Linked DNA regions of Homo sapiens: region 1 is linked to region 2. The links are chromatin contacts, found by Hi-C or POLR2A ChIA-PET in ENCODE. All regions are on one chromosome and are shown on one strand. The core of a region is the stretch at or near the end of the contact, and the rest is flanking DNA. Distances in the headings are between cores, read along the strand shown. Region 1 overlaps HUNK (hormonally up-regulated Neu-associated kinase). Region 2 holds the start of HUNK (hormonally up-regulated Neu-associated kinase).

The links. A loop is a pair of places that touch in the nucleus more often than their neighbours do. ChIA-PET counts read pairs that join two places held with the same protein, here RNA polymerase II (POLR2A). Pooled maps may share reads with other maps.
Region 1: a map of Caco-2 shows a loop between it and region 2 (2.5-fold over the local background). The contact joins the enhancer-like site here to the promoter of HUNK in region 2. A Hi-C loop is called at or near these places in 4 of 168 maps with a recorded cell type or tissue (Caco-2, HepG2, IMR-90 and 1 more) and 6 of 50 pooled maps. POLR2A ChIA-PET finds 5 or more read pairs at or near these places in 4 of 52 experiments (A673, Panc1, WTC11 and 1 more).

What each region holds. Positions count from the first base shown.
Region 1 is chr21:31,937,003-31,941,098 of GRCh38, forward strand. HUNK (hormonally up-regulated Neu-associated kinase) reads left to right here. Exons shown (of 11, transcript NM_014586.2): 3 at 3,163-3,218. Among named protein-coding and RNA genes, the nearest start is that of HUNK, 66 kb to the left of the region's middle. Within about 2 kb of position 1,474, at least 2 of the 41 ENCODE cell types and tissues checked have a DNase peak (open chromatin) inside an H3K27ac peak, as active enhancers do.
Region 2 is chr21:31,871,643-31,875,626 of GRCh38, forward strand. HUNK (hormonally up-regulated Neu-associated kinase) reads left to right here and starts at 1,378. Exons shown (of 11, transcript NM_014586.2): 1 at 1,378-2,293. The coding sequence starts at 2,033. RefSeq lists silencers at 1,496-1,545, 2,472-2,651.

The DNA.
Region 1 (4,096 bases), core at 224-2,723, 65 kb after region 2:
CTTTAGATTTAGAGAGTACTGCTGTTTATAATCAGGGTTCACGGAATCACAGTTTGGGATATTGCTGGCATACTATTTTGTGTATGCATGTGTGTGTTTCGGAATTACTGTTTATGCCTGAATAGAAGTCAGGCTGATATTACATCTTCAGTATCTTCAGAAAAGAAGAAGTGCCTTACAGAGTCCTTGCAAGTCTCTCATATGATAAGGACACAATTTCAATCATAGTATTTTATTTTCAATAACAAAGTACTAGTTAGAGAAGACACATAAACCTTTATTTGGCTCACTGATGACTTTGGGTGCTCTAGAAATCACTCGAGGAACCCAGTAGGAAGGAAGGTAAAAGCATTTATGGGGCTTTAATAATAACTTCTAGAGATACGGCCTCTTGATTGTGAGAGTTTGAGAGACCAGTCTCAAAACAGTTCACTGAGTGGTTAATTTATGGAGATTTTAAATGGGTGTGTATGATTTGGGATAAGATTTCCAGCAAGTGCCTCATATGCAAATTTTAAAAATACTTTATCTCAAATATCCAGTCACCTGAAAGATCATGTTACATTGAACCACTGCACAAGGACTCAAAAAGTCATCCTGGTTCTGCCTGTGACTAGTTTGAATAAAATTGTTTCATGAAATGTGACAGTGTGGAAACAGTATTTCTTAAATTAACTATGTTAACCTTTTAATGTATGGTCTTAAATAGGAGGATGCAGCTTCAAAGATAAGTAGTATCAACAGTCATTTAATAATTCTATTGCATTCCTAAAAATTATACATTTGTGTTTTCCAAAAACCTTTTACTGAGGGACAAAGTCTTCCTGTTGGAAAAGCGAGGATATCACTGTATATTTGGAGTCACCCTATATTTGGACACGTGATATCTTTAAAAGGCAGACACAGTTTTGAAGTATTCTGTGTATTGTTTCATTTGGAGTGAAGGGAAAGTATGTAATTCTTCTTCCCATTGGTGGGCACATTGGATTGGGGAATGTCTGTTTATATCCCCAGTTTGAACATGGATCTTCCTTCTCAGCCAGTGCCCAGCCTTAAGGCTATTGGCAACTCTGAATCTGTTGGACACCTTTTAGAGTTCACCTTTTTTTCTGCATTTGACTCCTTAATTCTTACCATCTTGTAGTCCTGCCCTTCCTGTGACAACAGCCTGGCTGACATAACCCCTGCCCACCCCGCAACTGTTCTTTCCCAGTTTGCTGTGAATGCCAGTGTTCCCCACCAGCCTGTTGGGTCTTTCCCCCGCACCACTTCTCTGCCCTCACCTTCACAATCTCACGTCCTTTCAAGGCTTCAGCATCTGCCCATATTGAGGTTGAAAACTGGTAGCCTGCAAGGTTGGGGTTATGGTTGTTTTAAATATGAGTTTGTTGCCAACATTTAAAAATTGAGATCAAATCCAGACCTCTGGCTTCTTCTGTAGAATGAGGTGAGCTGGCAGTGTTGGGACCGAGCCGTGAGTAGCTGTCCCCGTTAAGTGGGGCACTGCTGTCCTGTTTGCCACAGCCAGTCCTAGCTATCGCTCCTTTTTGTTTCAGACATTGACGTAGTGTATCAGTTGCCGTTTTTGTTTTAACATGATTACGCCATTCAGTTCCCTACAATAGAGATAAGAGGAAAAAGAAACATTTCTCTTGCTTATCTCTCTATTCAAAAGTGAGAAAATAAAAGCTGGACCAAGAATGGTATGTTTAAAAACGGTGGAAGAGAACGTGTGTTTGTATGTGTGTGTTTGTGTGTGTCTGTGTGTGTGCGTGTGTGTAAGAGTGTTTTTACATAGTTAACATTCAAGGTATGCCTGCATTGGCAGGCTACAATTTAAGATGCCAGAGCTGATAATAATTGACCTAGATGGTTTTGATGTCCAAGTACATCCTTTGCCCACATAAATACTTCTGCTTCTGAAATCTCAAATGATCTCATCGGTAATCTGGATTCATTGGTATTTACTGAGTACCTGGAATGTGCAAAAGTACTGGGGTGCAATGGGAAGCAGGGTAGACATGTTTCCTGCCTTCTAGGAGCTTACAGTCGCAGGCGCAGACACCAGAGACACCTCACACTCAACATGACCCTGGGCTCATTTCTCCCTTCCACCTCCTCCCGTCACCTCAGTGTCAATGCATGGCATCACCCATTATCTGATTAGCAATCTTCATTCCATCTGGAACTTAATTCCCTTGAGCTCTGTAAAGTTAACATGTTCTCGGGTGTGACAGCAGGAATTAGGACACCAACATCTTTGGAGTCCATTATTTTGCCCATGATAATATCTGCCTGCTAAATAGATTAACTTATCATCACCTGCCAGTTTGTTATGACCCTTGGGCTCCAAACATGGAGGTCACTGGACTCATCAATTAAGTTGGCTTTCATGTGTTTTTTTTTTTTTTTTTTTTTTTTTTGAGATGGAGTTTCGATCTCATTGCCCAGGCTGGAGTGCAATGGTGCAATCTTGGCTCACCACAACCTCTGCCTCCCGGGTACAAGCGATTCTCCTGCCTCAGCCTCCCGAGTTGCTGGAATTACAGGCATGCGCCGCCATGCCCAGCTGATTTTGTATTTTTAGTAGACACAGGGTTTCTCCATGTTAGTCAGGCTGGTCTCGAACTCGCGACCTCAGGTGATCTGCCCACCCTGGCCTCCCAAAGTGCTGGGATTATAGGCGTGAGCCACCGTGCCCGGCCTCATGTGTTGTTTTTTTTTTTTTTTTTTTAAATTGCTTCCCCAAATCTGATGTTGCTCATAGTGTCACCAACCCAGGGCCACATTCATATGAAATATTTGCCTGGCCGCTCAGGCTGTGCCATCTTGAGTGATGTGTTCCTCTCTCCCCACACCCTGGTTCTGCTTAACTTCCAGGTTCCAGTTTAGGTCTTGCTTTTTCCAGAAACTTTTCATGATCCCTTCTGTCCTCTTTGCTGTCTGTCATGTCTGAAATTCTTCAGCTTTTATAGTCTACAGCAATTAATTATTAATATATCATGTCTTTTAAATATTTACTTGTTGATTGAGTTTTGGCAGAAAGCTTTATGGGTTGGTTAGAAGTGGCTCTAAAAACAGTTCATTTCCCTTCAGAAGCAAAATGTAATTCCATTATTTCGAATGCTTATCTGAAATGCTGTGTGGTTTTGTTTATTTCAGAGACTTGAAGATAGAGAATTTGCTACTAGATGAAGACAATAATATCAAGCTGATTGGTATGACTTTTTTTTTTTTTTAAGCAAAAGTATCTTTTAAGTGTTGTGTTGTCAGTTCTCAACTTTGAAAATTATCCATGGTCTATCTCTAATACCCAGACAATATTCTAGATTATCTTCTTTTACCTCCAATATTTAATAATGGTTTTGAAAATGGGTCATGTGTTTCCTTGTCTTATTCAAACTATAGCTTCTCCATAAATTCAGATGGAGCTGACCTTTTGTAGAATTTATTTTTATTTGGATTAACTGGAAAACTTCTTTAAAATAGTGAAAGATAGTTTGGCTTAGAAATGCTTCCCATAGCTTCGCCATATCTCATTCCACTTCTTGGTGAATGCAGGGATGCCTAAAGTAAGGGAGAATGCAATTGACCTTCTCTTTTTAATACAATCTTTATTCAGGCTTGTTGGTACAATGGGAGCTGTGCAGAGAAGTCCCCACAAAGGGATAATTAGAAGTCTGAACCAATCAGAAGGAAGCTACAAGATGGGGCATCATAATTGGTTCATAATTCATGGTCCATAGCAAATTCACTGCACAACTCGTTTTCTAGACGAATTCAGGTGGTTCTGTTGTTGTTATTTTCTCCCTCTGTGGTCGCTCTGGGCAGAATTCAGGGCATCATTTTTATATCCAGATATTAGATGGCACCATCTTTTATTCCCCTCTTTTCTTTTTTCTCCCACCTCAGATGCAAGTAATTTCTTTTACCTCAATGGCTTGAAAAGACTTTATATGAGGGGAAAAGAGAAGGATCAATAGGACTTTGTGAATTTAACTTTTATGCCCAAGAAGGAACTTTTGTTTGACAAATGCTGAAAGTCATCACAAGATTCTCCAAAACACATCATTAAAATGACTTATTAGATATTTTG
Region 2 (3,984 bases), core at 128-2,627:
TGGTTTTTACCCCAAAGTGAGCTCCATATTCCTCATTCTTTAGACAGTTGCTGGACATCTATTCTGCTGGCACCACGCTAGTTACCATTCCCCTCCCATGCAACTGTCCTGTTAAGATTTGATTACTGAATTAGAGACATTAAAAGGATTGAATGAACGTTACTGAAATAGTCAAGGCCGGTGGGAGCAAAGAAGTCCCTTCAGCACAGCAAGAAAAACATTTTAAGCTGTATCTTTAATATTGGTAAACGGGAACAATGAGACAGAACAACAGAAAACGCAGTATGTTCCGTCATAATAACTGAGGCTGGTGACTTGTAACAGGTAGGTGGATGAATATAGTAGCGTATTTAAAATTAGATGTATTGAAAGCAGGCATTTCTCTGCGTCCCTCTTCAGATGGGTCAGCGAGACCCCCAGACACTGGATTGATGACAGCTGTTGTTCCCCCACCCCCCACTCCCAATCTCAAAGCATTGCTATGGGTCGATGTCATACTTGTTTACTCAGGAATAAACAATGAAAGGAACTTTGTTAGGACCAAATCCTTCCTTTCAGCTCTGATGTTGCATGATCGGGGTGAAGTTTCCATCAAATGCGGGCACCTCAACAGGTAGCATTTTGTAAATGCCTCCTCCTACCTACCCTCCTCCTTCTCCCTCACAAGATTCTTCATTTTCGGTTTGAGAAGACGTTGGGGATCCTGGGAGAGGGTCCAGTGTCGTCAGGGCAGTTGCAATTGTTTATGCGATGAGCACAGTCACAGCGCTTGCAGAACAAAAGCATCGAAGAGAGGCGAGCGCCGGTCCACCTCCTGCAATCACAGGCATCATTTCAATGGAAGGCAAAGAAGGTGTAAGCTACAAGCAGAGGCAGCAAACGCCCTGGTTCCTACATTGCTGCTGCTACTATTACTGCTGTGGCTGCGCCTCCTCCAACACAGCCAACCAGGCTGCGTGCGAGCCCGGGCAGACGCCTGGCCGCCTCCCCACCCTTTCTTCCAGCCATCCATCTATCCTTCCACCCCCGGTCCAGGGGGCCCTACTGTGTGGCGGACTCAGGGCCGGGCACGCAACCCGACTCACAGTCCACGGAGTTCGAGAGCCTTCCCCCTTCCCCCCGCCCCGGGTGGGTGCGGCCAGTGGGGGATTTCACCGCCGAAAGGTCCAGAAAACCCAAGCCCAGAATCCGGGCAAGAGGCGCAGCCGGAGGCGGCCCGACCTGGGCGGCCCGGGAGCGCGCGCCTCCGAGGCCGCGCAGGTTCTCCCTGTCTGGCGCTCAGGTGGCTTCTCCGTCCACTCCGCCGCTCCCCTCCCCGGGCCCTCCCCTCTCCAGCGAGGGTCGAGTTTGACTGTGGCGCGCGGGGAAGGAGGGGCTACTAGGGATTTGAAAGTGCACGGGCTGCGGAGTGGAGCTCGCATCTGTTCCCGCCGCCCGCGAGCGGATTAAATTTCTGCAAATTCAAACTGAATGGGGCTTTCTTCTGCTGCCTTCCAGAGGGCGCCGGCAGCCCGCCGCGCGCTTCTCTCCGGCGGGAGCGGCCGCCCAGCGCACGGCTAGGAGCGATCGCGGGAGCCCGACCCAAGCCCGTGCGGGCCAGACGGCGGCGGCGAGGCGGAGGCTGCGGAGGCACCCGGGCTCCCGGACCCAGGCACCCGGACCCCGGGACCCAGGCGCCGCCGGACCGCGCCCCACCCCGCGCGCCCGAGCAGGGCGACTGTCATTAGCTTCCTGGACGGGACCCGGGGCGGGATCCTGGTGTCCTGAAAGGGGCCCGGGCGACCCTAAGAGGAAGAACTTTTGGGGGCGGGGTCCCCGGTCCCGCGTCCCCTGGGCAGCCGCTATTGTCTACGCGCCTCGCTGGGCGGCGCGGGGGGCGTGATCGCGGCGGCCCCGGGCTCTGGGTGCGGAGACCCAGGCGGGGCTGGGCCCAGGGCGGCGGCGGGAGAAGCCGGGGAAGCCGAAGAGCCTGGGGAGGAGGAGCTGCGAGCGCGGGAGACGAGCAGGAGCCGCGCGGGCCGCGGCGAGCGCGATGCCGGCGGCGGCGGGGGACGGGCTCCTGGGGGAGCCGGCGGCGCCTGGGGGCGGCGGCGGCGCGGAGGACGCGGCCAGGCCCGCGGCGGCCTGCGAGGGAAGTTTCCTGCCTGCCTGGGTGAGCGGCGTGCCCCGCGAGCGGCTCCGCGACTTCCAGCACCACAAGCGCGTGGGCAACTACCTCATCGGCAGCAGGAAGCTGGGCGAGGGCTCCTTTGCCAAGGTGCGCGAGGGGCTGCACGTGCTGACCGGGGAGAAGGTGAGTCTCCCGGGCGCCGTGGGGCTGGGGCACAGGGGCGGGAGTCGGCGGCCAGGACCCCGCGGGGAGCACTGCACTGGGAGTCCCAGTGTGCAGTCCCGGGCCAAGCGCCTTCCCCCTCCGCCCGGCTTTCCTGTTGGGTTAAAACGCGCGCTCAGCATCTCGCAGCCTTTCCCGAAGGCGGCCTGCGGTCCGCTGCCCGGGGGTTGGGGGCTTGGGAGGGGACGGCCTTGCCCCGGGAAGCGTCCCGCGCGGCCGTTCTGCTCGTGGAAGGGCGCCGCCTGGCGACACTAGCGCGGGGGGCGGGATGGGGCCCCTCTGCCCTTCAGGCCGGCAGGGGCGGCGGATCCGTGGCGAGGCGGGAACCAGGGCTAGAGGAGGTGGGCTCTTATGTCGGGGGGCGGGGGGGGCAGGAAAGCTAACAGCCAGCCTCTGGGGGGAGCTTAGAGTCTGATCCCCGTCCTGGGCTCTCGGAGGAGGTGGGAGAAGGCTGAGATCCTGCATTCCTTCCCACCTGTGGGCTCCGGCAGCTAGGGAATGTTTTTTGGCAGCTAGGGAATTTTTCGTGCTCAGAGGAGGGTTTTTGCCTCCGCCCTCCACTTGTCCATCCCTCAACCTGTGCTCCTCTCTATCCACTCAACCCTCCCACCCCTGCCCCCTCATCACCCACCATTCTCATCCCCGCCATTCTCATCCCCTTCTCTCCGTTCCCCCAGCTCCTCTGTGCCCTCCAGCCTCAGGGTGGGAGCTGCAGTGAAGACCCTGCTACTGGCAGGAACAGAACTACAGATACCTCCCCCCAGAGACTGGGAGATGCCTTCTTATCTTTCTAGAAGAGGGGAAAGGAAAGGGGACCTCCGCGAGACCAAAAGGGGCACCTCTCCAGCCTTGTTGGAAGTTAGATGGTTGTGAACCCTTGCCAGGCGAGGGGCAGGTAAGATGGAAGGTGTAACTTAGAGCTGTGAGAAGAAACCCAAGAGCTTGGTGACTCGCTTTTGAGGCCGGGTCACCCCAGGCTGGAGCTGCCCGAGCTCAGAGCCAATCCAGGCTGGAGCTGTCCCAAGCTCCTGTCATCTCGGGCTCAAGACTGCCCCCAGGCTGGGGGTGGCTCAAACCTGGAGGGGGACCAGCTCCTTTGTGTGGTCCGTGGGTCAGGGAGGCGTCAGCCGCAAGGAGGGAAGGCGGAGTTCACTTCCCAACCGAGCAGGTGGCCTGGGAGCCGAGCCCTCTGCCTTCCGACCTGGGGGCCTCTGCCCAGCCTGGGGCTGCCCTGTGAAACCCCTGGTCACAGGGCCAACCTGCCCTTCCTGCCTGTCTCTAGCCTCACCCCACCTGTAGTTCCCTCCCCACCCCATTTCCCCTCTTTGTCTTGGAGCCTTTTGCCTGTGAATGCAGGTCTCCGTCACCCTTGTCATTTTCCCTGTGTTCCCTACAGCCGTTTTGAGTGAGGCACCGCTTTATTATGGGTATGTGGGGATAGAGTGAGTAGTTTTTAGAAGTGCCTCCTGCCTGAATTCCCATGCAAAAAAGGAGCGTTCAGTATGAACTTGAGTAAGTCTTCAAAGAAAAAGGAAAAACCTCCAAACCTCGTTCTAGTCCGCAGGAGCGAGGCACACTTACACTCCTCGATTCGATTCGATTCGATTCGTAGTGAGCTGTCTGACTTCCACACTGCGGGTCCGTTCAGGGCG